Linked DNA regions of Homo sapiens: region 2 is linked to region 1. A link is a loop called in an ENCODE intact Hi-C map of the cell type or tissue named here. Cell type or tissue: PC-3. All regions are shown on one strand. Each heading gives the region's core, and the rest is flanking DNA. Links, peaks and the distances in the headings are about the cores only.

Region 1 (15,892 bases), core at 7,853-10,352:
GCCACTACATTCCAGCCTGGGTGACAGAGCAAGACTCTCAGAATAGTGTGTAAAACAGGGGCCAGGCACGTTGGCTTATGCCTGTAATTCCAGCACTTTGGGAGGCCAAGGCAGGCAGATCATCTGAGGTCAGGAATCCAAGACCAACCTGGCCAACAGGGTGAAACCCCATCTCTACTAAAAATACAAAAAAATTAGCTGGGCATTGTGGTGCGTGCCTTTAGTCCCAGCTTCTCGGGAGGCTGAGGCAGGATAATCGCTTGTGCCTGGAAGTGGAGATTTCAGTGAGCTGAGATTGCGCCACTGTACTCCAGCCTACGTGACAGAGGAAGACTGTCTCAAAAAAAAAAAAAAAAGAACAGTGTGTATCCAAGATAAGTATCCAAGAAAAAAGTGGAAATAACCATTGACTGTAGAATGTGGCTAGATTATAGAATGTTATAAATTTGAGAAGATGAAATCGTAAGGAATAGTAATGATAAGTTTTTGAACAGAGGGGCAGGTTAATGAAATGGAATAGTCAAGGAGGATCAGCCCTGGCAGTATGTTTGGGCTGTATTATGGGACAGGAAGGGATATTCTGACATTCTGTTACTGACCAAGTCATTCACGTAAATTCACCCTTTCATGAAGGCATCACCAACTGCAATGCCATCATGCACCCAGAAAGGGATTTGGGCAGAAATCCATGACTTTTCTCACCTCACGTGTTAAAAGTCATAAAAGTCCCTTCTGAGTTATTCTTAGAAAGAAAAATACATTTGCTAACAACATACTCATTAGGAACTGACAGTGCCTTCCCTGAACACCCGTTTTAGCAAGGAAGTTACAGTATTATGACATGCTGATATATCTATTTCTAGAGTTTTTGAGGGGTTTTTGTTTTGGATTTGGTTTGGTTTTGGTTTTTGAGGAGGGAAACAGGGAGTGACTTGACGGTAAAATACACTTTCATGACAGAAATAGACCACGTGGTTTTAATTAGGGAGGAGCATAGTGTCTCTTCAGCTTAGCAGTAAATCAGGGCTTTGTGGGGCCCAGTCGGCTCTGACAACTGAAGCTTAGCCTCCCCACGTTGCAGAGAAGTCAGCTGCTAGTCTTCACATTAACTGCAGACTAAACTGCAGAGTACAGCTTGGCTTTCCAATCACACTCCACCCTACTTCCACCAGCAAATGCAGAAAAATAGAACTGACCCCCAGGGAGACTGGGAAAGGCTCTGTATTACTTTCCGGCTTAATAATTCTCTCTACCCCCATCATTTCAATTCATCCAGCAGAAAGGCACTCAGATCAACATCTCTCATCTCCAGGGGAAAGAGTCTCAGAAATTACAAAGTACCCTAAACCAATTTCCTATACTACTTTTGTATAGAAAAAAAAAAAATTATCCTGGACAGAGGAGTGCAGACTGGGTTCCTGCCCAGTTATAGGTAATGCAATATTCCTAACGGAAGCCACGGAGGCAGAACACACACACATACACCAAGAATCCTCACATTTTTCCTGTCTCATCTGAATGCCTAAAGTGTACACTTTTGTTGATAGTCAGCATAAGAGGAATAAATGGCCTTTGTAGAAATGTTTTTAAAGGAGTAAAAAACCCAATATTTCAAATTTCCTGCTTTATTAAAATCTTTGAAAGTTTTAGTGTGGATGGAGGTCAAATGCATTTGCTAAATTATGTTTTTTGAATTCTACTGGTTGAATCATCTGTGAACTTGGGCATCCCTAATGCTAACTTTGCAGAGAGAAACTGCAGCTGACTCCTAATACGTTAAGGGTTACTAGAGAAACATAACATTATGAAAGGAAATGTATTCATCCTTTATGAGTCTGTGTTCTTACATCCAGTAAGACTTTCTTATTGTGGGATTAAAGACAAGATAAGGATAGACAGGAGTAGTTAATACAGAAGATAAGGTCTTAAACTCCACTCTGCAAAAGTATTGGCTGGGGAACCCAATTTCTGGATCCCAATCAGAGATTCTGAGGTGAAAAGGAATCTGCATTTTCAACATAAGTCCCAAGTAATTTTGTTTTTTGGTTTTTGGGGTTTTTTTTGAGACTGAGTCTCTCTCTGTCACCCAGGCTGGAGTACAGTGGCACAATCTCGGCTCACTGCAACCTCCGCCTCCTTGGTTCAAATGATTCTCCTGCCTCAGCCTCCTGAGTAGCTGGGATTACAGGCATGCACCACCATGCCCAGGTAAATTTTTTTGTATTTTTAGTAGAGACAGGGTTTTGTCATGTTGGCCAGGCTGGTCTCGAACTCTTGACCTTAAGTGATCCACCCGCCTCTGCCTCCCAAAGTGCCGGGATCACAGGCGTGAGCCACTGTGCCAGGCCCATCCCACATATTGCTGATGCAAATTGTCCTTGATCCACACTTTGAGAAATTCTGGTGGAGTTAAATCACTTTAGATGCTGGTTTTGAAAGACAAGACCACCTCCCAGCACATGGCCTATATTGCGGCATTTCAGGGGATTCAGCGTAGCTGAGGCCTCATTATGACAAGGCATGGATTAGCAGTATTTGCTTGAGTGAGGGAAAAAGCCTCAAAAAAATCCATAATTTGTCAAGTGCTGGGTGTTACATGACATCATATTAGGTATCAGGGAATTAATACACATTCTTCACACCTACCTGGCTCTTCAAAGGACAAACATTAATTTTCAACTAGAGCTACATAACCACTTGCCTTCCCGTAGGGCACATCAAAATCCCGCAAATCTATTTTTGATCGCTTCTCAGAATAAAAGATTTTTTACCTAAGAAAATTCCATGCTGTAAAGATTTTAAATTTGTAGTTACCAACCCACATATTTCTAAGAATGTTACGAGATTTCAGTCATGAAGCAAAAGGTATAATAAGATCTCTTATAAATAACAACAACCTTGGAAACTTAAAAAAAATAGGCATCAATGAGAAAAATCTATCCTTGACCATGCCTCTTGTTACTGCTCCCTAACTCCAAAGCACACCCCAAGAAATTATTGGGGATGATACACTAAAATCAACAAGCCAACAGGTGCTAAGGGAAAGAATCTGGAGTGTGAAGAGTAAGGTTTGAATTTTAATGAGCTTCATCATAAGCTTCCTTTAAACGTTCCTCCAGGAAGACACTTTTGTGCCGTCATGTTCAGAACAGGCTCACATCTGCGCTCTGCCTCATATGAGCTGTGTGACTTAGGGCAGGTGAGATGGCCTCTCTGAACATCAGTTTCCAGATCTTTAAATGTGAAGCTGATAATGTCCTACAAGTGTGGTTATTAAGAATAAATAAGATGGCTGGGTGTGGTGGCTCACACCTGTAATCCCAGCACTTTGGGAGGCCGAGGCGGGTTGATCACGAGGTCAGGCGATCAAGACCATCCTGGCTAACACAGTGAAACCCCGTCTCTACTAAAAATACAAAAAATTAGCTGGACATGGTGGCGGGTGCCTATAGTCCCAGCTACTCGGGAGGCTGAGACAGGAGAATGGCCTGAACCCGGGAGGCGGAGCTTGCAGTGAGCTAAGATCACACCACTGCACTCCAGCCTGGGCAACAGAGCGAGACTCTGTCTCAAAAACAACAACAAAAAAAGTAAATAAGAGAGAGAGTGGATGGTTACTAAATCCAATATTTTCCCCATGATAGTGTGAACATTTAATTCAGAAAGAAAGAAAAGAAAAGAAAGCAAGGGGGATGAAGTAATTTAATAAATTTAAAGTCTTTTTTTAAAAGTAGTTCAGAAAATGCAATATATGAGATCACAGTGGTTAAGACACAGCTTTTAGTCAAAGAAACTCAGTTTTAAATCCTGATCCAGTCCCTTAGTAACCCTGTGGCTTTGGGCAAGTGATTTAAAATCTTTAAGCCTGGGCTTCTCATCTTAAAAATGTGACTAAGATAGAAATACTGTTGAGAATTTCTAGGAGAAAGAGTATAAACTGCTTAGTCTAAGGTCTGGGAGAAGATAAGCCCTTGCTCTGTGATAGTCCTTATTCATATCATTGTTTCATTATTACTCATTAACAATAAAGGATAGATGGAGATCCTTGAATGTTCCTTTCCTTGCAAACTTATTTTGGTGCACGTCCCATAAGTTTGCAAAAGATCAAATTACATGATCTTGGCCTTCTGGCAGAACAACTTTATCAGTCTCAAAAGTAACCTCTAAACTCTTTTTTCCAGATAACTGGAGGCTGCCCACATAATATTTGGCTTCTAAGTCTTGGAATGATTGTCATTTTGCAGAGAGCTCCTGCCAGCTGAATTGGAGACCAGGCATGCTGGTTACAAAGTCAGTGAATCTTCTAACCCTTTAAATAAGAAAGTGATTTAATCTTTACAGTTTAAATCACAAAAAAATGCCTATATCCCTAAGAATCCATTGAATTCTGATAAAATGTGGGCCTTGCGTACCCTTAGAGGGATAAAAATGTATACAGATTCAATTCAATCATTCAGGCTAATAAAAGAAAGACTTATAAATGATATGCAAATTAGGTAACACATACGCAAATCATAAGCCAAGTCTTTCTGTGAATTAAACAATCAAGAATTGTCTCTACCAAGTATTTCTGAAGAGAATTAGGAGGAAAGTATAACTGTCATCTGGTAACATGCAGGTAAAATATCCAGGCGTATGGAGGAGGGGGAGGGGAGAAAAAGGATGTGGATGATTCTGCCGTTTCAGATCCTTGGAAAGTGTGTTTGGGGAGAGGAGCTGGGAGTTTCTGCTCCCAGCCAGACCGTGTTATTCCAAGCACATGTTGTCAAGAGTTAGTGGCAGCTCGTTTCTCAGAATGACTCTAGCTTTCAGAGGGTTCTGAACTCAACACTTGTTTTAGATATTCTGAGGTGTTCACTAGTCCAAGAACCTCTAATTCCTTGGAAAATAGCCATATTTACAAAACTTGTTTTCTCTTTTTTTGGAAAGACCATTTTCTACCCATGCTTGAAAACTTTATTTCATACATGTTTCCTGTGCCAGGCCCTATGGGAAGCACTCCGCATGCAGTATTTTACTGAATGTCCAAGACTTAGGCACATGAGCCCTAAGAGACCTGCAGGAGTAGGGAGACTATGAATCTCTCTCTTGACTCCAAACCCATGTTCGTTCTCCAAACATTAACGAAAAACTACAAGAGAATGATGCAGAGTTCCGCCCTCTACAGAGGCAGGCATTATCTAGCAGCGGAAATAGACCCGTCTGACGCCAAATGAGATGGAGAAAATAAACACTGCCAATGAAATACTGGGGGTGGGGCAATTAAAGAAAGGAAAATTGCATCTACTTGGAGCCATCAGAAGAGATTTCATGGAGGAGGTGGTACGTGAACTGCGCTTAATGTATCTGTTGCAGGGGGAGATGGGAGACATTCCAGAGAATAGAGCAACAAGAGGTAAAAACATGCAGAGGAGTTCCTGAACCACAAATAGTAGACTTTGGCCAGAACGTGAGTTTTGGACATTGGAAGGATAGGACTTTTTATAGTAGTTACTAAACACATGTTGTGCTAGTTAATTCTGTTGGTAAATAAGAGATTTCTTTTTCTTTCTTTCTTTTTTTTTTTAATTATACTTTAAGTTCTAGGGTACATGTGCACAACGTGCAGGTTTGTTAGGGACATGGATGAAGCTGGAAATCATCATTCTCAGCAAACTATCGCAAGGACAAAAATACCAAACACCGAATGTTCTCACTCATAGGTGGGAATTGAACAATGAGAACACTTGGACACAGGAAGGGGAACATCACACACCGGGGCCTGACGTGGGGTGGGGGGAGGGGGGAGGGATAGCATTAGGAGATATACCTAATGTAAATGATGAGTTAATGGGTGCAGCACACCAACGTGAATAAGAGATTTCTAAAAGCTCTTTATCAAGAGAAACGGTGACCTAAGAACTGTGCCTGAGGAAGATTACCCTAGAGCTGTGTATAGGAAGGAGTGGGTTGGAGGAGATGGTAGGCTGGAAGATTCATCAGATGGCTTGTTTAGGATCTGATGAGGATGGCAGAGAAGGTGGGAGAGATGGCTGGGTGGTGGGTGAGGGCCCCACGACCACTCTCTGTCTTCACTAATATTTCCAGCACATAGCACATCACCCGGTACTAAATGAGTACCAATGTGGAATGGATGGAAACCAGGCAGGAAAAGAGTGAGCAGGTGAGTGAACCAAGGAAGGAGGAGGAATAGAGCGAGGGAAAGTATTAGAGACATTGCTGACTAGGACTTTGGGAACTTGAGTTAAATATTCTCAACTTGTAAATGTCAATCCAAAAAAAAAAAGAGTGCATATAAAAACTGGTAAAATCTGAGTGAGATCTGTTGTCTAGTTCATTGTATTCTGTCAGTGTCAGTTTCCTCGTTCTGATAATGTGCTATGTATGTAAGATGCTAACATTGAGGAAAGTTGGATGCAGGGGACATAAGACTTCTCTGTACACTTTTGGCAGCTTCTTGTGCGTTCATAATTAGTTCCAAACAAAAAGAAATGTTAATTGTAAGTCAACATAAGTTGCAAAACACTTTCATTGCCTTGTTCTATCAGACGGCTGTCCTTGTTCTTGCTTCCTGTCTTTGGCAGCTTCCCAGGCTAAGGCAGGACAGGATAACCGGATGGGTGAGATGGCCTCTGTTAGGCACCTCAGACTCAGTGACATGCCCCTGAATCTCTGATACTCTTCAAAAACATTGCCTTAATCTCCCAAAAGAGTTGCTGTTTTTTCTGGAGGTATCAAAGTTTACAAGTTTTCCACTTCAAAACCTTTCTTATTCCGTGATCCAATACATTAAAAGAGCTTTAAAAATGTTATTGTCTTTCTATTAAAACTTTCTTTTATATTTCCTGCAACTCGGAATTGTTCAAATTATTAAAATTCCCCATGTCTTACTCTTCAGTCTACATAAGACATAATTCAATTTTTTTCTATTTACTTTTAATTGTTACCATGAAATAGGTCGAGCTTGAAGTACTCATACTTAATGAAAAAGCTTTTTAAAATTTTTAAAGTAAATGATTATAATGAAATAGTTAAATTCTGTCCTACAGTGAATCTATTACTCTGAAATAGCTCCAAGTATATTTAGAATAAAAGATGAGAAAGAAGAGGAAATTGTGGGCAACAGACATTTTTCATCACTGAGTTTGGAAGAACTATACACTAAACAAGTGCTACTCAAAGACTGGAAGTTTGAATATTATTTAACTATAAGGAGATGGTACACCATGTGTCTTCCTCTATAATAAATTTACAGCATCTAGACATACAGTAAACACCTAGTAGAGCTTTCCTTTCTCCACCTTTCTCCATCTCTTTTTCCCCCTTCTTCCTTCATTTTCTTATCTTAGAGAATGTGTCATCCATATTATACTGGACAACTTCCAATAAAAAACCTGCCACATTTTCTAGGAAATAGGCTTGTCTGTTTCTTAATTTCAAGAGGCACATATAACCTGTAGGAAAGAAAACACATTGAGCTTTCATGTCACTTGAGCTTCAAAACCTAAATGTAGAAAACATCTCTAAATAAATAGACTCCAGGTTTCTTCAAAAAGTTGTTACTATGGAAGGAGTTATGGTCACTACTCTTAAGTTTTCTAAATATCTTATGAATATAATTCTGTTCAGCATTTGTGTAACGCTACTGTTTTCCAAATGCTTCATTTAAACCAACTCATTTGGTTAAAAATGTCATATGACCATCTTTAAATATTAAAAAGGTATATTAGGATCTAAAACGTTTTTATACATTATCACTCAAACAGTATGAGTTAAAAAGTTTGGAGTGCCATTGATCATTGATCAATATTCATGAATTTTTTCTGAAGTTCATTTTTTTAACTGAATAAGTTATATAAGTTGACGTTTTATGATACTATGGTCTTTTTTTTTCTTTTCTTTTTTTTGAGACTGAGTCTCACCCTGTTGCCCAGGCTGGAGTGCAGTGGCGCAATCTCGGCTCACTGCAAGCTCTGCCTCCCGGGTTCATGCCATTCTCCTGCCTCAGCCTCCCAAGTAGCTGGGACTACAGGTGCCCACCACCACGCTCGGCTAATTTTTTGTATTTTTAGTGGAGATGGGGTTTCACCGTGTTAGCCAGGATGGTCTCGATCTCCTGACCTCATGATCTGCCCATCTCGGCCTCCCAAAGTGCTGGGATTACAGGCGTGAGCCACCGCACCCAGCCGATACTATGGTCTTAAACAGATCATAATACATTACTCTTTTCTGTGTGCCATTATTCCTCCCCGATTTTTTTTTTTACATCTGTGTGATCATTTCAACCATCTACTTTGCCACACAAAATCCATGTTTCTTAAAAACTCAGAATGCTGTTAATTCCTAATTACTACCCGCTTTTAAGTTTCCTTAATTATATGCTAAAATAAATGTATGCATATAAAATGCTTAGAACAGTGCCTGGCTCACAATCAGTATTTAATAAATTATAGATATAATTATTATCAATAAGTTATATTTGCTACCTCTGCTTTATGCCTTTTAGAAGCACGATTTTAAAAATTCTTTAGCTGAGACTTTTAATTTTTATTTTTTGGCATTATTTAATATTTTGCTTTGTTTGTAAATCTACCATAAGGAATATGTGCAAAGACAAAGAACACTAGAAAACAGAGAAAATACTGAGCAATCCCCCATGTTCAAAACTGGTTTTGAGAAAAAAGCATTTTAAAAATTCTCCAACCTTCATTGCCTACTGCCTCTATCTAACTGCCGGAAAGATGTGGTGTACCTCTCATTATTAGTCTGCAATCTATCAGGCTATGTACACTATATAGTTCAGCAGTTCTAGTTCAGAGAAAATTAGCTTACACAAACAAAAAGCTGAGTCACTCTATAAGAAAACCAAGCCTTCCATTTTTATTTTTGGCATTGAAGCCCTGTTGCCTAGAGATTATGTTTACTGTAGAGTTAAAGAACGTTCATTTTCTTGGAACATTTCAGAAGAGGAGGTAACTCTCTGGGATGATGAGGTCATTTCTGAAGTTAACTGGGAGAGAAGTGAGTCTCTTGTAAGGGAAACAAGAACTTAGACGGAGCCCAAGTGAGCCGCAGAAAGGATCTTTCTTGGGTTTTTTGTTGGTTTGCTTTTGTTTTTGTTTGCTTTTGAGATGGAGTTTTGCTCTTGTTGTCCAGGCTGGAGTGCAGTGGTGTGATCTCAGCTCACTTCAACCTCTGCCTCCCTTGTTCAAGCAATTGTCCTGCCTCAGCCTCCCCTGTAGCTGGGATTACAAGCATCCACCACCACATCCAGCTATTTTTTTGTATTTTTAGTAGAGATGGGGTTTCACCATGTTGGCCAGGCTGGTCTCAAACTCCTGACCTCAGGTGATCCACCCACCTCGACCTCCCAAAGTGCTGGGGTTACAGGCCTGAGCCACCGCGCCTGGCCATCTTTCTTGGATTTCACCATGTAGACAGTAGTTTCCAATAGTTCAGTTTAGGCCATTTGTTAACTAAAGGTCACAGATACGCCCTGAGTTTTTGGAAAACCTGCAGGTCAGCTTAACTTTGGGACTTTCACTGTTCCTATTTATGCCACCTAAACCACCTAATAGGCTGTGACCTAAATAACCAATCAGAACTCATCAAAGATCAAGCAATCAAAACTAAGCAAGTTTGAATCCTTCATTCACATAAGAGGACCTGAGAGGGAACCTAGGTGGGCACACTCTCTATAAAAAATAAACCCTTTTCTTATTATCTGGAATGCACTTCCAGTTAATACTGAAGCTACATCTCTGCAGTTTGCAACTTTTCACTGGAATAAAACCTCTTTTTTCTAAATCTCTTTTCAGGGAACTTCTTCACAGGGTTAAATTGTGTCCTCCCAAAAAATATAGTATACTGGAGTTCTAGCCCTTAGTACCTTAAAGTGTGACCTTATTTGGAGATAGGATCTTTACAGAGGTAATCAAGTTAAAATAAGGTTATTAGAGTGGGCCCTAATCCGATATGACTGGTGTCCCTATAAGAGAGAAAATGTGGACACAGAGAGGCAGAGAGAGAGATGTATTGACAGAGCATGATGTAAAGACATGCACACGGCAGAACATCCTATGAAGACAGGTTGTGCTGCCATGAGTCAGGAGACTACCAGAAGGTAAGAGGGACACATAAGACCGATCCTTCCCTGGTACTTTCAGGGAAAGCATGGCCCTGCCAACAGCCTGACCTCAGACTTCCAGCCCCCAAACCATCAGACAATACATTTCTGTTGTTTAAGCCACCCAGCGTGCAGTACTTTGTTACAATAGCCCCAGAAATACATTGGTGAAATTAGGCTGAGTCCAGTTCTCATTGTCACTGGCGTTAGATTCTACGGATCTTGCTTTCTTCACTGCAGTATCAACCACTGATCATCTGTGACCTTTATGGCTGATTGAATCAAGGAACTCCAGGCCTCAAAATATGGAAGACTGAATGGGACCAGATGGACATTTCAGAGAAGATCTGCACCAGAAATATTGATTGTGAGGTAGTAAAGAATGTCATAAAGCCAAAAATACAGAGATGACAAAATTATAGAAATGGAGAATAGATCAGTGGTTGCCAGGACTTAGAGAGGGAGAGAAGGATCTGAGCATAAAAGAGTAGTGCTAAGGAACTCCCTCATGGTAACGGAGCAGTTCCGTGTCTTGTTAGCTCTGGTGTTACACAAATCTATACGTGGGGTAAAATCATACAACTATGCACAGAGCATGTAAAAAAAAAGAGTGTATTCAAAATCTGGTGACATCCAAGTAATATCTGTAGTCTAGTTAATTGTACTGTTCTAATGTCAATTTCCTAGGCTTAATAACGTACTGTTGTTAAGTAAGATGTTAGTTACAACTGGAGGAAGCTGGGGGATGGGTACGCAGTGTCTCCTGGTAATATTTTTGCAATTTCTTGTGAGTCTGTAATTCTCTCAAAATAGAAAGTGTTTTATCAAAAAGAAAGGTTGGCTGGAACCTAGAAGCTAGAGGTCTTAGTTCATTAATTTCTACTATTTATGTGGTTTCAACCTTTGACCTTGATGGCCCTGGTGTAATCGCTTGTTAACTTAACACTATAGTTCAGAATGTGATACTTTAATAATCACAGCCAGTTTTTAAAAATGGATGTCAAGGGCAAAGAGAGCAAAATGTTAAGCATGCACCGTGGAACATGTTAGAATTTCAGTTATTAATCTGACTCTCATAATTTCTGATCTGATTTGAACCTGTTAAATAGCTAACACACTCCAAAGTTACATCTGTGTTTCATTGGTTGTCAGCTGGTGACTGCTGCAATTTTCACATTGAGATTATCTAATTCTGTACCAGCATGATTTTCACTTAAAAAAAATGAGTTTATGAAATGTAATCATTGATTCTAAGAAGTGTTCCAGACTTAATCATTAGTATCTTTTAAACTTCTCCCTGGTGCTTCTTTAGAGATGTAATCAAATCTGATGCTCTTCAGGAAAATTTTCAGGAAATATTCATATATTTTGTTTCCAAATTCATTTTTTAAATGGTGGTACTTAAAATACATTGGTAGCAGAATAACCAAGCTACAGAACAGGATTATGGATGATCCCATTGGTGTATGAAATATCTATGTGTGGGTACATGTGCATTTATTTTAATATATGAATAGGAAGAATAGACATCACACTGTTAACAATGATTACTACTGGAAGATTGAAATTGCAGGAGACTCATTCTCTAAGGAATACGTATATTTCCAAAATATTTAGTCAATAAAGACCAAAGTGATATTTGATGCCCTTCCCAATCATACTGGTCAACAATCAGCATGTGTCCACCTCATTCTTCTATCACTACACAAACAAGCACATACACAGTGTCTATTAGCAGATCACTAACCCTGCAGTAATGATGCTGAGGAAGTCTTAGATTATAGGGAAGAATCCCAGGTATTATTTTCTTTTGTTTCTTTACCTCTTGCATTTTAATCCAGCCTAACTGTAGCTGTACATCTCAATCCAGCTAAATCACTATATCCTGTTCCAAATTCTTTAACCCCCCCGCTTTTTTTGGCAGCCTCAGAACCCTTGGGTTTACAGCATTGGCCTCCATCTCACCTCTAATGTAGAGAATGTGGTGTTTACAAGTAGTCTGTTGTGTCTGAACCTTAACTTGGTTACTCCTATGGCACAGAGTCTTCTGTGGGAGTCCTTCCTCTCAGCTTCAACCTGATCCCTGTGTTCCTCTGTTCTGCTAGTGATGGCTGGGGCAAAGAATGCCCTGCTTAGCACTGCAGGTGAATTGTGAGGGAGAGAGGAGCCTAGGTGCCAGCAGCCTGGAAAACATGCAGCAGGGACTGAACATGGTTATACTTGGGCAGAGCATAACCAGAGCACAGTAACATCAATAAGGACATAAAGAAGATAGGAGCTTGCTGCCTGATGTGGTTTTTGTACATCCAGCTCCCATACACATGTATTCAAGTCTAAGAAGTAAAGGGAGACCCAGAACTCTCCAGGAATACAGGAAAGAGAAAGACAACATACATGATGAGTCACTAATCTCCTAAATAGGCATGTGTGGAAAAGGAGAGGGTTCTACCTTTGCAGATAAATCACGGCTGGGCAGGGGGTGGGCAGTGCTGCATCTGGAGAGGGTGCCACAAAGTAGCAGGGTCACAGAAGTCTTCAAAGACCGTGTCATACTGAGAAGTTGACCCTCTGAAGTCACTGACCCAGGACAGAAGATAAGTTTGTTGACAGTCTGAGCCCTCTTCTTTTGAAACCCTCCCTATATAGAGAACAGGGCCAAAGTCCAAGACACAATCATGACAAAAACCCTGGCCCTCACCCTTTATGCGAGAAGCTGAAGATCAGTTCATCAATTACCAGCGGGATTGCGGTGAGAGGACCTCAGCTCTGAAAGATTCATGCTTCATAAACTTGAACTCTGATGAGAGATATCATCCTTTCCCCTGGAAATTGTGTCTGGGAATGCTCATGCAGAAGTTTTCGCAGTCTCAGGGATTTCAAGAATGCATTTTAAGAACTTTGCTACATTTCCTCAAAGAAGGTTAAAACTCAGTGGAAAAACAGGAAGGTCTTAGTGTGGAATTTAGAATACTTAAGAAAACTATGGGGGAAATGAAGTTAGAAAAAAATTAATAACAAAGCAAATGCCAAAATTAATAGGCTTAGTAAAATAGCAAAATCTCTTTGGACTAGACTTTTAACAGAAAACTCATCTAGTGAAGCTCAGTGTTTCTCAAAAGAACAATAAAAAGATCCCAAGAGTTAGAGGTGGGAGATGGGAAGCTATCCTATATGAAAAAGTGAAGAAGGAGTGGGAAGAAGCCAAATTAATTATGTAAACATTCTAAATACAAATTAAAATTATAAGAAAAAACTTGGTCAGCTTACCCAAGAGAACACAATGAGATAGCAGGTAATTGTGCTAAAATGAAAAAAATAAACGCCAGAAATTAGATGCAAATTGCAAGCCACAAACAAAGACAAGTACAAAGTTCTTCAAATACATATGGGATGAGAAACAATAGAGAGATGTTGGCCTTTCAGATTGCTTTGTAATAAACGATAGAAAAATCTCTTAACTTATCACTGTACAGGGATCCAGTTGCAAAGTTTCTGGCAGTCAATAAATAGTAATAGTAATAATCATATAATCATAATATTACCAATATACCATAGGTATGAAATATAGGCCAGCCTTAGTCATAAAACTTTGTATTATTCCTTCATTCCCTCAACAACAGTTTTCTGAGCATTTTAGTGCACATCTTAAATGAGTAAAAGCCGGGTGCAGTGGCTCACACCTCTAATCCCAGCACTTTGGAAGGCCAAGGTGGGAGGATTGCTTGACACCAGGAGTATAAGACTAGCCTGAGCAACATAGTGAGACCCCATCTCTACAAAAAATACAAAAATTAGCCAGGCATGGTGGTGCATGCCTGTAGCCTCAGACACTTGGAAGGCTGAGACGGGAGGACTGCTTAAGTCCAGGAACTCAAGGCAGCAATGAGCTATGATTACGCCACTACACTCCAGCGTGGGTGACAAAGCAAGACACTGTCTAAAAACAAATAGTAAATCCACATAGATCACTGCATAAATATAAGTCATCAATATTGTTATTAATGTTTCTGCTTGCCCAGTATTCATTCCCCCTGTTCTGATAAGAGAATTCCTTTTCTCCCTTTAGAAATCATTGTCAATCTGTATGGGTCAGGTGGCATTGACCTCTGCTCCAAGTTTTTGGAATGTCTCCCAATCCTGACTAAGGTAGTCAGAACACCAGGCTCTTCAGCCATGGGGGGCTTATGGATGAGACCACAACCCAAGCAGAACAATGAAAACTCTCGTTGGAATATTTGCTGAATCGATACCCCTGTGAGACATGGGGTACCAAGGATCAGGTAAGCCTGGAACAACCAGAGTCATCTTGGCCACTACAAAGACAGAATATATCTAAGAGTAAGAGCAACAAGAGGAAAAATCATCCTAAGGACAAAACTTAAGTCCAGGAACACAGCTGTGATGAAACAACCCACTTTTATCTCCAGACGTTTTAGCTCCATGAGCCACTGGTTCCTTCTTCCTGCATAAGTTGGTGTGAGTTGTAACCTTGTAACCCAGAGTCCTGACGAGAAGAAATGCTTGCTATGTGCATGCTACATGATGGAGAGATATGGGGGTCCGCAACAGTTGGGGTCCCTGCCTTTATGGAGTCCAGAGTCTACCAAGGAAGACTGCCATGAACAATTAACTACAAATGTGTTGAGAGTTACAAGGAAGGAGTATAGGTTTCCAATGCCAAGGTTTAAGCACAGGTGCATCTCACTAGGTTTGAAAAATGAGGGAAGACTTCTCCAAGAAACTGACACTTATGAGACTTAAAGGATGAAAAGAAGTTCATCTAGTTTAAACAGATGACATTGAAAAAGCAAAATTCTTGCATACATACAAAACCTGTGGACAAAATCCTTACTCCATATTTTTAAAAGGGCAATTTTTAGCTCACTAATAAAACAGGCCATACAAAAAATGCAAAGTCAAATACACACATTACATAGAAATCAATGCACCTATAGATTAATCAAATATGAGATATATTAATTTCTTTATAGAATAAAAAATCATATATTAAAAAATAGCTAAAGAAATGTAGATGTCTTCATGAATGCACAATTTCAAAAAGTATTTCAGCGATGGGTACCATGGGGGAACTAACAGTACGGGGTCAGTTTGGATGGGAGGATGGTATTCTGCTCAAAGGTTGATGCATTAGTTCTGAGGGCTGAAAATTACTTCTCTAGTCTTAGTCATGTAAGCTTGAGCCATCAATATTTTAAATCCAAAAGATGATGGGATTGTAACTAGAGGATCTCTAAAAGCCCTTGCACTAATGAAATTCTATGACATGTCTCCAGTCTGATTTGTCAAAACTTAATTTTGACATATTAAAATATCATTCAGACACTAACAGCTCACTTTCCCAAGTTCATATTTCACTAAGCCCTTTATATTGCTTATTCTCCACTTGTAGCATTGTAACCTATCTACAGAACTTAATTCTTAAAGAAAGATAGAAGCTGAAGTCCATGTTTCGCATTGCGGAATGTAGAACATGGGCACAGTGTGATGCTTTAAAAAATCAAACCACACTCCCAAAGCTCCTAACAGAAGTGTATCTGGATTGATAAATTAAATGAATGAGGTATGATATAACATAATCTGTCTAGTTTCAAAGCACACATAACAAGTGGGTATGGTCTTTTCAAAGAAGCATCCTTGAGAGATGGCTCCCTCATCCCAGAAGTGTGCCTCAGCCATATACAAGTTATTTTTGGAAACTGCTTTTTTGAATTGCCATTAGAGACATTGCTCACTGCCCTTAATAGT
Region 2 (15,892 bases), core at 6,599-9,098, 120 kb before region 1:
TGGCCCCCTTCTCCCTGGTCATGAGGCTTTCACCCCAGGAGTTTCCCCTCTTCCTTCTCTTTGCCCTCTACCTCCAGCCACCAAGCTGTGTATGGGTTGTCCCTGCACAAGGTCTTTTCCTCCTGCTGTTCATGTCCACACTGACATCTGAATTGTGGCCCTCTTTAATATTAACTAGCAATCACTATTTTGATCTTTGTTTATTTGTTATATAAATAAATCTTATTGTGTATATTTGAGGTTTACAACATGATGCAATAGGATACATATAGACAGTCGAATAGTTACTGTGGTGAAGCAAGTTAACCTATTGTACTAGTCAGTTCTTGCATTGCTATAAAGAAATACCTGAGACTGGGTAATTTATAAAGAAAAGAGGTTTAATTGGCTTGTAGTTCTGCAGGTTGTACAGGAAGCCTAATGCTGGCATCTGCTAGGCTTCTGAGGAGGCCTCAGGAAACTTACAGTCACGGCAGAAGAGGGAGCGGGCACGTCTTACATAGCAGGAGCAGGAACAAGAGTGAGGAGGGAGGCACCACACACTTTTAAACAACCAGATCTATATCACGATCACTATCACAAGAACAGAACCAAGGGGATGGCGTTGAACCATTTGTGAGATACCATCCCCATGATCCAATCACTTCCCACCAGGCCCCACTTCACATTGGGAATTACAATTAGACATGAAATCTGGGTGAGGACATGATCCAAATCATATCACCCACCTTCTCTCATAGTTACTTTTTTGGGGTGACGAGAGCAACTAAACCCTACTTATTTAACAAAAAATCCCTAATACAATAAAATGTGATTAACTCTAGTCCTTAGGTTGTACGTTAGAGCCCCAGACTGTTTCATCCTACATGTCTGCTACGTTGTATCCTTTTTTCACCAACATCTTCCCACTTCCTTCTCCCCCTCTCCTATCCTTGCTAACCACTGTTTTATTCTTTGTCAGTTAATGCTTTAGAGGGTTTGTTCTGTAGATGTGTTCTTTCATTTACCTATAGTAACACCTATATGTGATTGGTACTATTGTTTTCATGTCCTTTTGCAGGAGGGAAACTATCTTGGTTTGTTTGGACTGCTGTAACAAAGTACCATAGATTAGGTACTTTATAAACAACAGAAATTTATTTCTCACAGCTCTGGAGGCTGAAGTTCCAGATCAGTCTAACAGCACGGGTGGATTCTGGTGAGGACTCTCTTCCAGGCTGCCTACTGCAGACTTCTAGAATCCTCCATGGGAGAGAGCAGAGACAGGAGCTAGTTGCCTGGCCTCTTCTAAAGGCATTAGCCCTAGGCCAGTCGCAGTGGCTCATGCCTGTAATCTCAGCACTTTGGGACGTGGAGGTGGGTGGATCGCCTGAGGTCAGGAGTTCGAGACCAGCCTGGCCAACATGGTGAAACCCCATCTCTACTAAAAATACAAAAAATTAGCCAGGCGTGGTGGCCACGCCTGAAGTCCCAGCTACTCGGGAGGCTGAGGCAGGAGAATAGCTTGAACCAGGAAGGCAGAGGTTTCAGTGAGCCGAGATTGAGCCACTGCACTCCAGTCTGGGCAACAAGAGTGCAACATCATCTCAAAAAAAAAAAAAAAACAATAAATAAATAAAATAAAGACAGCACCATTCTTTTTTGTTATTGGTTGGTTGCTTGTGTGTGTGTGTGTGTGGGTTTTGTCTTGTTTTGTTTTTTGAGATGGAATCTCTCTCTGTCACCCAAGCTGGAGTACAGTGGCGTGATCTCGGCTCAATGCAGCCTCCACCTCTCAGGTTCAAGCAATTCCTCTGCCTCAGCCTCCTGAGTAGCTGGGATTACAGGCGTGCACCACCATGCCTGGCTAATTTTTGTATTTTTAGTAGAGATGGAGGTTTCTTTATACTGGTCAGGCTGGTCTCTAACTCCTGACCTCATGTGATCCGCCTGCCTCAGCCTCCCGAACTGTTGGTATTACAGGCATGAGCCACTGCGCCTGGCTGTTTTTTGTTTGTTTGTTTTACCTTTTATTTTAGGTTCAGGGGTACATGTGAAGGTTTGTTACATAGGTAAACTCGTGTCATGGGGGTTTGTTGTATAGATTATTTCATTACCCAGGCACAAAGCCCAGAACCCTATAGTTATTTTTTCTGCTTCTCTCCCTCCTCTCACCCTCCAGCCTCAAGTTGGTCACAGTGTCTGTTGTTCCCTTCTTTGTGTCCATGAGTTTTCACCATTTAGCTCCCACATAGAAGTGAGAACATGAAGTATTTGGTTCACCCTCATAACCTACTTACCTCTCAAAGGCTCCACCTCCAAATTCCATCATATTGGAATTAGGGTTTCAACTCACACATTTTGGGGAGAACACAAATATTCCATCCATAGCAGAAACTAAGTCTTAAGGAGATGAAAGAGCCAGCCCAAGGTAACACAGCTTGGAAGCACAGACACCTGGGCTTGGACCAGACCTGGTTGCCCAGTAAGCCCCACATCCTCCTTTCTGCCCTAGAGGGGAAAGGGCAATATCTTTGTTTACAGGGAAAGCAGTTCTCTAGCCCTCAGCTCCACTCATCAAAATTCTTTGCAAGAATTAGGTAGATTTACATTTGTGCTCATGAGATATATACACAGTAGACTATACTGTTTGAAAATCCATGCACCCAAGCTTGACTGTCTTTTTTTTTGAGACAGAGTCTTACCTTGTCACCTAGGCTGGAGTGCGGTGGCATGATATTGACTCACTACAACCTCCACCTCCCAGGTTCAAGCAATTCTCGTGCCTCAGACTCCTTAGCTGGGACTGCAGGTGTGCACCACCACACCTGGCTAATTTTTTTTTTTCTGGTATTTTTTTTTTGTAAAGATGGGGTTTCACCATGTTGGCCAGTCTGGTCTTGAACTCCTGACCTCAAGTGATCCACCCACCTTGGCCTCCTAAAGTGTTGGGATTACAGGCGTGAGCCACTGTGCCCTGCCCTAAGCTTGACTTTCTGAGTTAAAGTTCTGATCCACCATTTGCTAGTTGTGTGAGCTTGAACAAGCAACTTGTCCCCAGTTCCTATAACGTTAAAATAATAATAATAACTACTTCGGAGGCTTTGTAAAAATTCAAAGAGGCAAATTACAAAAAGAGCCAAGAAAAATCTTTGGTACATTGTAAGCATTCAATATGAACCTGTGTCCAAGGAAAAGAACAGTATTGTCTGCTTTTTGTTGCATCATTTACCTCTCCCAGTGACTTCAGCATAATGAGCACTCAAAACACAGGTGGATTGATGGGATAGCACTGGCGTTCTTCTGAATAAATTAAGGAGATTATACAATTAACAGTGAAGAAACTTTAGAATATCCATAGGAACGTTATAAGAGACATGTAAAATAATCGTGTTGCCTTTGTCCAGGCTCGTTTAGGGTATGATCTTTCAGATAATGATTTTTTTTTTAAAGTAGTAAATAAGTTTAGTGTTAACTCGTTAGGGGTCATGAGATTTCTTCTACTCCAGGAGTAGTTTAAGGAAATTGAGATCAGCCCTTGGGCCGTGTGTTGGAACTGCTGAGCAAGCAATTTCACTTGGAATGGGGGATAAAATAAGAGCAAGATTTTTGTGAATACTCCTAAATGATTTGACTGTATTTCTTGCCTTACTAGAACAACTGAGTACCTTATCTATCCCTGAACAGGTGAGGAATGCCCAATGCATGCTATTGGTTAGTCTGCTATTCTGAGAGTGGTCACAGACCACCAACAGCAAGCAGCTCCTAGAACGTTGTTACAAATACAGAATCTGGGCCCTACCCCAGACTAAACAAGTATCTGCATTTTAACAAGATCTCCAGATAATTAGTGTGCACATCAAAGTAGGAAAGCAATGATATGAAAGTTAAAAGACAGTAGAATTAGAAGTAGTATTTGTCATATTATATGTTGGCTTTTCTATTGTACAAGGGAAATGGGGCTCTGATTCGTAAGATGAGATGAATGAGGTTTTATACGCAGAGCTCTTTTGAAGAGAAACCAACCTCTGGCGGCAAAGAGGCATCTCATTATTCAAAACGTGTACTTTTTACTACAAACTGTAATCATTGGCCAGATTGGAAAGAACTTCTGTTAACTTCTAGGAGAAGGCTCCCTGTTAACTTCCAGGGGAAGCACAATGACTAGGGACCAAAAGCAGGCTGCCATACCCGCCTGGCCAAGTTATCCAGAGAGCACAGAATTATAATATGCCCAGCCCTGGTGACTGCAGAGTGAGCGAGGTTGCTGTGTGGGGATTGCTCAGAGAAAACTCTTGTATAAAAATATTGCCCATTTAAGGACTCTGAATTTCTACAGGAAATATTGGAAGTTACAGGGCTTTAGGTAACAGTAACTAGCCTATTGTGGAATATAGTACATATATGTTTGGCTAATGGAGAAAGGAAAAATAAAAATTTCTTCTGATGCAATGGTGCTAGCCTGCCTGCAGGCTGAAAAATGGATTCTGGTTAGGGTTCCGGTGATGTAGCAAGCTTTTGAACCAACCTTAGAGATCTTCAATCTGTTTTTCTGGGTTTCACAAAAATTAAATGACTTGCCCAGGGCAAAAGGGTTGCTTATGTCTGGATCTACTTTTCCTCATATGAGTCATCTTGAATAATGTAACCTCGAACTTCAGTGTACTAAATTTGACGTAGAAACTGCTCTTATAAATGATCCAAAAGTAATAGAAGGGGAAAAAAGAGTGACAAGAAAAACAAAATAAGGGAAGTAATAAAGTAGGCATTGACTATGGAGATAAATGTTCTAAAATACTTCAGATATGACTTAAGGTTGTCATAACAGTTGAAGCATGTAAACTTTTTCCTGTTGAAGTGAAGCTATGAAATATGGGGTTTTGTTGACTATTTAAAAAGTAGTGTATTAATCAAATTACTCCAAATGTGTCATTGACTCACTGCATAAAAGACAGGAGATTTGTCATTAGAACAAATGTTGCTGAACCATGAAATCTGAGCTGCATAAAAGTAAATACTGCTATCCTGTGAAGTGTATAAAAAAGGAAAAAAAAAATGACAGCTAAAAGTGACACCCAAGATCCCACGAAGCAATTTACAAAAACAATTGTTAATATATACAAATCAGTTCAAGGGAAAGAAAACAACAGGAGTTGTCTAGAATTTCCAACACTTTTGAGCCCTCTTCTGGCCAGTAAATGGTGACAGAAAATCAAAGACTAAATAACATCTGGAAAATAACAAAAATACAAAACCCATAATAAATATATATTGGCTTTAAAAGAAAAATCAAAACAAAATTGTTTTACTGGGTCAGATAAAACATTTCTGGGATGTAAGGACTCCACTTTGCCTTACCTCTTGTCTGCTACATGTGTAAATGAAAGAAAAAAATGTAATGATCTTGATAGACATTTGAAAGCAACAAGTAAACCTTTTTTTCTTCTGTGGCAGGAGGAGGATAAGGAATATATTTCTTTCTAAATATCAAGAAAATTGGATTATATGAATATCAGAAGCAAAATTTTCGCAAATTTGTGTACTTTACTGAGTGTCATCTTGGTGCTCCTCAACAAGGTCTTCTTCTGCACTCTTTCTACAACTAATTTTGGGGATTATGGATGGCAATGAGCTTAATCAATCAAGCCAAAATCAAAGCCAAAGGCTCATTAATAAATAGAGCCTAGTAACATAGGCTTATGCTTTTACTGTTTAAGCAATTCTAGGAATCAGCAACCATTAAGAAAACCACTCCACAAATCATCTTCAACTCCTGGATACAGCCTCCCATGCATGGGTGCTTCTGGAACTGCCCAGCACATAAGAAGTCCTCCAAACAGGCAGTGGTGTCTTAGCACCACCTCTTCTGACTCGACCAGAATGATAGCACTTGTGTTATGAAGTGGGGTCAATAAAGATGATGTATGTTTCAGTTAAGAAATGTATCAGAATATTCTACTGAGTAAGGTATTATAATTTTTTTTTTTTTTTTTGAGACAAAGTCTGTCTCTGTCACTCAGGCTGTCAGGCTGGAGTGCAGTGGCACAATCTTGGCTCATTGTAGTCTCCACCTCCCTGGCTCAAGCGATCCTCCTACTTCAGCCTCCTGAGTAGCTGGGACTATAGACACAGGCCACCATGCCCAGCTAATTTTGTATTATTATTATTATTATTTTAATAGACACCGGGTTTTGCCCTTTTGCCTGGGCTGGTCTCGAACTCCTGGGCTCAAGCAATCCACTCACCTCGGGCTCCCAAAATGCTGGGATTGCAGGCGTGAGCCACTGCACCCAGCGCCACATATTGTTCATACTGGAACATATTGCCAAGATTGTTTTGAGATTTTATGCCTCTAAATTTGGAAATATTGAAATCCTAATAAAATATTCTAAAGGTAGTGGGATTCTGACAAAGAAACTTCATTGTAAGAACCCAGCTATGAATATGTTAGGGGTTAAATTCAAAGAATTACTGAATAGCTTCCTAATTGTCTTAAAAGAGGGCCACTTCATAGAAGTAAATTTAAATGGAGCATGTGAGATAGACTCAGGGTCAAGGCTTTTAATAATTGCTTTGTTAGGAAACATTAAAAAAAAACCTGTGAAAAATCAGAAATCACCAAAACCTGTGCAATTTCACAGAGTTTAAAAAAAGAGAAAATAAGTCCAGTTCCTGAGTCTATTGATATTAAACAATGCTTAAAATCCACACACTTTACTGAAAAAACAAGTTTGAGGCATTACATCAAGGCTCTCACAACCAGAATAAGTTGAAATAGAACAAGTCTCTTTTTGGAGGACCACTTGCCAACAAGTCACTTGAAGTAAGAGGTTAAAGCATGTGAGACACTGTCTATATGGGACGCTGTCTGTGTAGATGCTTCCCTGGGGGATCATCAATTTATAAAAATAAAAAGGAAACTTGCAAAATATAGCTATACATTCAATGAGAAATGTAGTGATTCACTTGAAAATGTTTTGGTTTTCCCTCTATTTATTTACTCTGTCAGGGATACCAATTTTCACTCAGGATTACAATAGGGACAACAACCCATTATCTAATAAATAATGTAATAGGGTATAAATGAAAATAAGACTGGATTTGAGCTTGTCTGTACCTAGACTCTCAAACTGAGTTGTAAAATGAAGGAGATCCAGTTGAATCCAATCAAATATTTTGATGAAAATGTCCTTGGTATGTTAGGTGTGTGTGTCTGAGTGTGCACATGTTTTCATGGTAGAGGAATGCTGAGGGAAAATGGGGTTCAGGGGAAAGAGCCTCATTCAATCAATGTGTATTATCTAAAATAATTTCAAATCAAGCATAAAGAAACAGACTTGCACAAAGGCACAGAGCCTAGAAGGTCTTGCAAGATACGACATGGTTTTTGAAAAGTAATTATATAAATCAAAATTTTCATAAACCTCCAGGTTTCTTTCTTTATCTAATTTCTAAAATGTAGCACAAAGCCAAGGAAAGCCCCTAAGATTTCAAGTGAGGTTCATTAACATTTTTTAAAGAAATTTTAATTTGAATTTCTTTTCAAAAAGTATTAGGCTTGAAATGTTGGGTCTTTAACCATTAACTTTATACAACCTATATGATTTCCTTTGCATTTATGAAACATATTCTCTCTTCATATTAAAGGAACATTTAATGACAGCCTATTGTGTTCCAGGCACTATGGTAAATGCCGTGGGGGTGTCTGTTGGTTGGTTTGTTTTTGGAAGAATTGACAGTCCCAGGGAAGTCTTCCCCTAAATTCTGGCAATTGTGTCTTCTGGCAATTTTCTTCTTAATCATCAACCTGTGGGGTGACTAAACCTGTTGTCAAATATTTTAAATCTCAGACCAGCATCACCATCACTACTCAGCCCAGTCCAAGCACCCACAGCATTGCAACCTGCTGTGAATTCAAGAGATAGAAGCTAACTTTACTGTAGGCTTAAGCAATATGGAAATAGAAGGCTACATTGCTGCATAATATCATAGGGCACATTCCATGGGAAAACATACCCTTTGTGCAGTTGTTTGTGATTTTGTTGTATCTGGCCCAAGCTCTCCTTTATTGGTGTGTGTGACTGGGAGGACGCCGCCTTGGGAATGAATCACATCCTGTTCTGGAAACATGAAAGGATGTTCTAAAGAGCACGTGACCCATTGCTGGGCTTGGTAGCTTGGTCAGAACTTCATTTGCTATTTATTGGAATTTGCTCTCTTCTTTTGGCCTTCAGGAAGTTAGTAGAGACTGTACAACAGCTCTGTGGGTGAATGGTCAGGGACTTGATGGGGAATGGGTGAGTCAAAGTCTCAATATTTGGGGCCAAGAGAACTTCTCCTTCACCCTCAGAGGTATCCCTGGAAAATTAACTCTAAATAAGGCAGATTAATAATAGAAAGAGCTTTAAAATTTATGACCACCATGCACGCAGGGAGAATCACAGGGCGATTGCCTCATATTCCATGGAGGTACATAGGCTCATATACCCTGTTTCTTTGCAGAAAGGGAGATGGGGAAGTATGGCTGATTTTTAGGGGGATGGTAAATGATTTTTAGAAGAATTCAATGGGCTGATGAACACACAATGGCCTCGGGCAAAGTCTGTTGGGCCTGCAGAGTGTACAATGGTATGTGATAAAAGTCTGTCTGGGTTTGTTGACAGATTTAGCCTTCCTTCCTGTGATACGGTTTCAGTTAATGAAAACTCAGAGAAGGGACCAGAGGTCATTGTTTTCTTCTCTGGTAGGTCCAGACTATAGGCAGATAAAAGAGCTTCAGCTTGTCATTTAGAAGAAGTAGAGGATTAAGAGACAGGAGCAGAAGGACTAAAAAAACAATTGTTCTCCTTGGTGGGTCTGTCCAGCCTTTATGTGATATGGTAAAGGTCTCTTCTAGCACCTGATAATCTCTAAGGGCCTTTAATTCAAAGTACGCGTTGTGCCTGGGAGCCATAGAGTTTGGGGTGAAGTTCCCCAATCCCCTTTGTGACATAGGGAGGGATGTGATCCTGGAAGGCCAATGGGAACAAGTGGGAGAGGAAAGGAGTATTGGCCATAGCCCAGATGAACTGAGAGAAGAGCACCAAGAGTTAGTGGAGGTGAAGTTGAAAGGGACTGCCCTTAAAAGAGGCAGCATTGAAATATACATTTAGACTTTAAAAATTATAATGGGGTTCCAGCTGAAGACTGTTATGAGCCAATGCCTTTACTTCCAAATGACCATGGAAATGACTGGATCAGAGCAGGGACTTGACGGAGCCAGCATCGACAACCTGAATTTCAAAGCTCTTCTGGGAAGTACATGGAAGTGCTAACAGAATACCCTAATATTTCCAACTTCAAGTGTCTAAAGTAGCCCCAGAGAAGGGACTTCTAGTTCTAGCATCCAGAGCTGTGTCCAGCCTGCTTCTGGTGATGACATCCTGGTGTGCGGAGCAAGCTAAGGAACCCAAGGCATAGGCTCTGAGTCATAGGGGACTCGCCCAACCAGATAGTAAAATAGATTATACAGTTGTAAAGGTAATGATACTATAATTAAAGAAAAAATAAATAAACAGAGTATAAAGTCCAGAATAAGCTGAAGAATATATCAAAACTTATGAAGGTAGTATAGTATAGTATTGAAAGAATTTAGGCTCTGAAGATAGCCTGATTGGGTTTGATTCCTGGCTTTCTACTTCCTATGTGATCTTGCCTAAGGCACTGAATCCTTCTGTGCTCATCTCCTCCTCAGTAAAGTGAAGATAATATTAGAAACTCATGGGGTAGGGATGAAGGGGACTAATGCATGAAAAGCACCTAGCATGGTTCCTGGGACATAGTTACTATTCAATAAGGATTAGCTAATATCATTGCATGGAAAGAGTAGCTTTCAAACAAGGGAACTTGATGATTTATTTAATAGAGAGTGTTGTGACATTTGGCCAGATATTTGGGAATAAACATTTGATCTTTTCCTTATATTCTACACCCAAAAGAAGTTCAACCGATTGAGAACCAAAATAATTCTAGAATAATACATAGGCCAATATTTAAATAATTTTGTAGTAGAGAGGGCTTTTTAAAATATAATAGCAAAAGGAGAAGGCTAGAAGGGAAACAAAAATGGATATTTTTGTTTGTTATATTTATATTGGTTATATTTAAAAAATTGAAAGCTAGGCCAGGTATGGTGGCTCACGCCTGTAATCCCAGGTGGGCAGATCACGAGGGCAGGAGTTCAAGACCACCCTGGCCAACATGGTGAAACCCTGTCACTACTAATGATACAAAAAATTAGCCAGGCGCGGTGGCATGGGCCTGTAATCCCAGCTACATGGGAGGCTGAGGCAGGAGAATCACTTGAACCTGGGAGGGGGAGGTTGCAGTGAGCTAGGATTGCGCCATTGCACTCCAGCCTGGGCAACAGGGTGAGACTCCATCTCAAAAAAAAAAAAAAAAGAAAGCTACTAGGCTTCAAAACAAAATAAACAAAGCAAACCAAACCCAACTCACCCTAAGCAGAATTAGAAAGTAAATGACAAACTAGGAAAAATATTCACAACATCTAAGACAGACCAGGGTTAATATACTTAATATATAGAGTATATTATACTTTTTAGAAATCGATAGATCTTATAAATCAACAAATATCAACAAATATCAACCCATCAATAAATGTTTAACACCTTTGCCAGGAAAAATAAGCATAGGACATTATGAACAGGTAATTCATAAAGAAAAATATATAAATAGACAAAAACATAAGATTAATCTAATGAGTAATCAAAAGGCCGTGACTGAAAATGAGATAGCATTTTTCACTTTTTAAATGGCAATAATTTTTAAATGACCATAGCCAATATTGGTGAGGGTAGAGAAAAACAGGCTCTCTCCCATACTGTTGGCAGGAGTATAAATTGGCTCACTCTCTCGGTAGGGCACATTTTCAATACATTCTTAATGCGTATAACTTCTGACCTAACTTTTATACTTCCAGGAATTTAATTTTTAAAAATGTTCTGAGATATGAAAAGAAATAAATTTGACCACAAATGTATCTACAACAACATTTTAATAATATCAAACAATTAGACTACCTTAATATCAGATAACAGGTTACTGGTTAAATAAATGTTAATACACTTATTATTTAGCCTTGAGAATGAACTTTTCAGTTCTTAATAAATGACTGAAGACCCAGCTGCTAAACTCTGAAATGCATACCTGCTTATGGAGAACCTTGAGAAACAGCACATCCATACAATATCTTACTAAATAAGCATTATTATTGGTGTGGCAGGAGAATAACATATAATGACATAAAAAGATGATCCAATTATATAAAGTGGTGTGTGTGCACAAAATAAGTTGTATGTACAGTATGATATTAGGAAATACAAGTGTAAATACATGTATAAACAGAAAATGTTGTTTCTCAGGGGTGAAATTAAGAGTTATTTTTCTTTTTTTTCACTTATCCAAGTGTAATTGTGGCTTTTATTTTGCATTATTTGACTTGACTTTTATTTCACATCTTTCTCCATGCAACTAGATGTGGAAAGCAAGATGTTTTAAGGGAATAATTATTTTCTGAATCAGAATAGGAGTTTGATGCCTATATGTGTGAATGTCAATCCTCAAAATAGTTGTTCTCGAAGATTTCATTCTGCTGTTAGATTAGGTAGTTGGTGTTACAAATGCATATTTTCTTTAAACATTCTGTTAATGTTGTTAAAAGTTGCTTTGATACCAAACAACATGGCATTCACCATGTAAACAATGAGAAGACATTCATCAGACCCTTAGATTTTCCTCCCTGCCTGGGGGATTTGAGCAGAAGCACAGACAGTCCTGACCCAGGCCAGAGCTCCGGCCCTTGACTTCCTCTTGGTGCCTGGAGTCCAGTCTCTTGCTATTCGTGGCCTTGAGATGGTTTTGCATTTGCCCAGGGCCTCTGAGCCCGGGCTGCCTCCCTCTCACAGTGAGTGTCCTTCCAACTTAGCTTTTATAAACAGTCCTGCCTTCCCTCTGCCGCTTTGACTTGTGCCCTAAAGTGCTTCTCAGAGGCCATTTTCTCTTCTCTTCTACTTTTTTTTTTTTTTTTGGATGGAGTCTCGCTCTGTCGCCAGGCTGGAGTGCAGTGGCGCAATCTCGGCTCACTGCAAGCTCCGCCTCCCGGGTTCACGCCATTCTCCTGCCTCAGTGTCCCAAGTAACTGGGACTACAGGCACCCGCAACCACGCCCGGCTAACTTTTTGTATTTTTAGTAGAGATGGGGTTTCACCGTGTTAGCCAGGATGGTCTCGATCTCCTGACCTCGTGAACCGCCCACCTCGGCCTCCCAAATGCTCTTCTGCTCTTAATGGTGATGAATACACTTTCCATTTTCCTATTTTGTTTTTTGTTAAAATCGTTTTCTAAAAATCTTCCCTGTGCTCTTTACAGCCTCGACAAGTATAAACAGCCCTTCTGAATTATCCCCTCAACATGTCTCTCTTCAACCTTCTGAAAACAGATTCTATCTGGCCTTCAGATACCTCACTTTTGGTCCCTTCAACTATTAAGAATACTAAGGATCCCATGTGCAACAATGGAGACAGATGCCCCAACATCTAGCCTTTCTCAGGTTGCCCCTGTCACCACCACTGCCTAGTGGAGAAGAGGATTTTACTTTATGGGTTTTCTCCCTATATTACTCCTTCCTGTTCCCTGATCTTGGAGGATATGTCCTTCCCTCGGGCTTCCCAGGGACACTTGCTTACCTTACTCTTTCCTTCCTCCAGTTCCATCAAACATAATTTCCATATCTCATGCCCTCTAGGCACCAACTGATAGACCATCGTGTCTCAAGCAGACAAACCCAAGGCTTTGTGTCCATCATAATTACATAAGGGAGATTTTCAAAAGACAGTTGTCTCTACCCCACTGCCATGGTCTGAATGTTTATGTCCCTTACAAAATTCTTATGTTGAAATCTTAACCACCAAGGTGATGGTATGAGGAGCTGATGAAGACTTTTGGGAGGTAATTAGGCCAGGAAGGTAGAGCTCTCGTCAATGCGATTGGTGCTCTTATAAAAGCTATCCCAGGGAGCTGCCTTGCCCCTTCCAACATGAAAGGACACCAGAAAGTGGGTCTCAGCAGACACTGCATCTGCCAGCACCTTGATCTCCAACTTCCCAGCCTTCAGAACTATGAGAAAAAGAATTATGTTGTTTATAAACCACTCAGTTTGTGGTATTTTATTAGAGCAGCCCAAACGGACTATGACACCCCCACCCCCGCCATGAAGATTCTGCTTCAGGAGGTCTAGGTAGTGTCAGGCCTGAGGGCTTCAGTGGTCCTCATGTTTCAGTGCAAATCAGAATAACCTAGGGAGTTTTAGAAAATTCACATGCCCAGACACCACCCTAGCCTCCTGCAGTCGTTCAATAAATAAAGGCAGGGATTTGTCATTTTGTTTACACTACATCTCTTTCTCAATGTCTAACAAGCATGAGTAGAGTCATCTGGTATGTTTGTGTAGACTGAACAACTTCAGAAGGGATGCCATTTATATAAATTATTGATTTATACAACAGGATGGTCTTGTGAAATAGGCATCTAATAAATACTGAGTAAGTGAATGGGTAAGATTGGAAAAGAAACTCTTTCTAAAAAGTATTACTCACTTTCAAGTAGCAAAAAATGAAAGATTAAAAGCAGACCAAAGTTAGGGAAGCCTGTTACAAGAGGCTGAATAATGGCCCCCAAAGAGGTCAATTTTCCAATCCCTGGAACCTGTGACTGTGTTGTTACTTTCCACGGCAAAAGAACTTTGCAGACGTAATTAAGGATCTCACTATGAGAAGATTATCCTGCATCATTGGAGGGGGCCCAGTGTAATCACACAAGTCCTTATAAGTAAGAGAGGGAGGGAGGAGAGTCAGAGTCAGAGGAGGACATGTGACGGCAGATGCAGAGGTCATCGCGATGTGATTGGTGGAAGGGGCTATGAGCCACGGAAGGCAGCAGCCTCTAGAGGCTGGAAAAAGCAGGAAGCAAAGTCTGACTTAGAGCCTACAGAAGGAATTCAGCCCCACTGACGCTTTGATTTTAGTGCAGTGTGACCTGGTATGGATTCCTGGCCTCCAGAACTGTAAGATAGCAAGTTTGTGTTGTGTGAGGCATGCAGTTGTGGTAATGTGTTACAGCAGCAATAAGAAACTAATACATCCTTCAAGAAATGATACATGGGAGGGAATTTCAGGCAACGGGGTAGACGCATTTGCTATTGCTGCATAACAAATAACCACATACTTAGCAACTTAAAACAATATCATCTCTCTTTTCTTTCTTTAATATTTTATTTTAGGTTCCAGGGTACATGTTCAGGTTTGTTGCATAGGTAAATTGCATGTCATGGTGTACAGATTATTTCATCACCTAGGAAATAAGCATAGTACCTAACAGATAGCTTTTCAGCCCTCATCCTCCTCCCACCTTCCACTCTCAAGTAGGCCCTAGTGTCTATTGTTCCCTTCTTTGTGTCCACATGTACTCATTGCTTAGCTCCCACTGATAAGTGAGAACATGCAGTATTTGGTTTTCTGATGCTATGTTAGTTCACTTAGCATAATTACTTCATCCATGTTGCTGCAAAAGAAATGAGCTCTGAGTAACAATTCATGGTGTATATATGTACCACATTTTCTTTATCTAGTCTACCGTCGATGAGCATTTAGGTTGATTCCATGTCTTTGCTATTGTGAACAGTGCTGTGACAAACATACATGTCTTTATGATAGAACAATTTATATTCCTTTGGGTATATAAATGGGATTGCTGGGTCAAATGGTAATTCTGTTTAAGTTATTTGTGAAATTGCCAAACTGCTTTCCACGATGGCTGGACTAATTTACATTCCCACCAACAGCGTATAAGTGTTCCCTTTTCTCTGCAACCCCACCAGCATCTGTTATTTTTTGTGTTTTTAATAATAGTCATTCTGACTGGTGTGAGATAGTATCTCACTGTGGTTTGGATTTGCATTTCTCTAATGATTACTGATGTTGAGTATTTTTTCATATGCTTGTTGGCTGCATGGATTTAAAAAGTGTCTGTTCATGTTTTTGCCCACTTTTTTGGGGGGGTTGTTTGTTTTTTGTTTGTTAATGTCTTTAAGTTTCTTATAGATTCTAGATATTAGACCTTTGTTGGATACATAGTTTGCAAATATTTTCTCCCGTTCTATAGGTTGTCTGTTTACTCTTAGTCTCTTTTGCTGTGCAGAAGCTCTTTAGTTTAATTAGATCCCATTTGTCAATTTTTGTTTTTGTTGCGATTACTTTTGGCAACTTTGTCATGAAATCTTCGCCAGGTCCTAAGTCTAGAATGGTATTTCAGAGATTATCTTCCAGGGTTTTTATAGTTTTAGGTTTTACATTTAAGTTTTTGATCTATCTCGAGTTGACTTTTGTATATACTGTAAGGATGGGGTCCAGTTTCAATCTTCTGCATATGGCTAGCCAGTTATCTCAGCACCATTTATTGAATAGGGAGTCTCTTCCCCATTGCTTGTTTTTGTCAACTTTGTTGAAGATCAAATGGTTGTAGGTGTGCAGAATTACTTCTGGGCTCTCTATTCTATTCCACTGGTCTATGTGTCTGTTTTTGTACCAATATCATGCTGTTTTAGTTACTGTAACATTGTAGTACAGTTTGAAACTGGATAATGTGATGTCTCCAACTTTGTTCTTTTTGCTTACAATTGCCTTGGCTTTTCAGACTCCTTTTTGGTTCCATAAGAATTTTAGAATGCTCTGTGAATAATGGCATTAGTAGTTTGATATGGATAGCATTGAATCTGTAAAGTTCATTGGGCAGTATGGCCATTTTAACAGTATTGATTCTTTCCATTCAAGAGCATGGAATGTTTTCCATTTGTTTGTGT

What was found. A loop is a pair of places that touch in the nucleus more often than their neighbours do. Peaks named below come from ENCODE experiments on the same cell type or tissue, not always from the same donor. Only the 100,000 strongest peaks of a DNase experiment are listed, where the experiment ranks them.
Region 2: a loop joins it to region 1, with 5 times the contacts of the local background. A loop is called at or near these places in 7 of 110 quality-filtered maps.

What each region holds. Positions count from the first base shown.
Region 1 is chr2:224,259,746-224,275,637 of GRCh38, forward strand. No RefSeq gene overlaps it. Among named protein-coding and RNA genes, the nearest start is that of FAM124B, 130 kb to the right of the region's middle. RefSeq lists an enhancer at 1-405. In PC-3, for the core only: no CTCF peak of the experiment used is centred there; a DNase peak (open chromatin) is centred at 8,896; H3K27ac peaks cover 1,460 bases.
Region 2 is chr2:224,137,959-224,153,850 of GRCh38, forward strand. No RefSeq gene overlaps it. Among named protein-coding and RNA genes, the nearest start is that of SERPINE2, 110 kb to the left of the region's middle. In PC-3, for the core only: no CTCF peak of the experiment used is centred there; a DNase peak (open chromatin) is centred at 8,093; H3K27ac peaks cover 1,986 bases.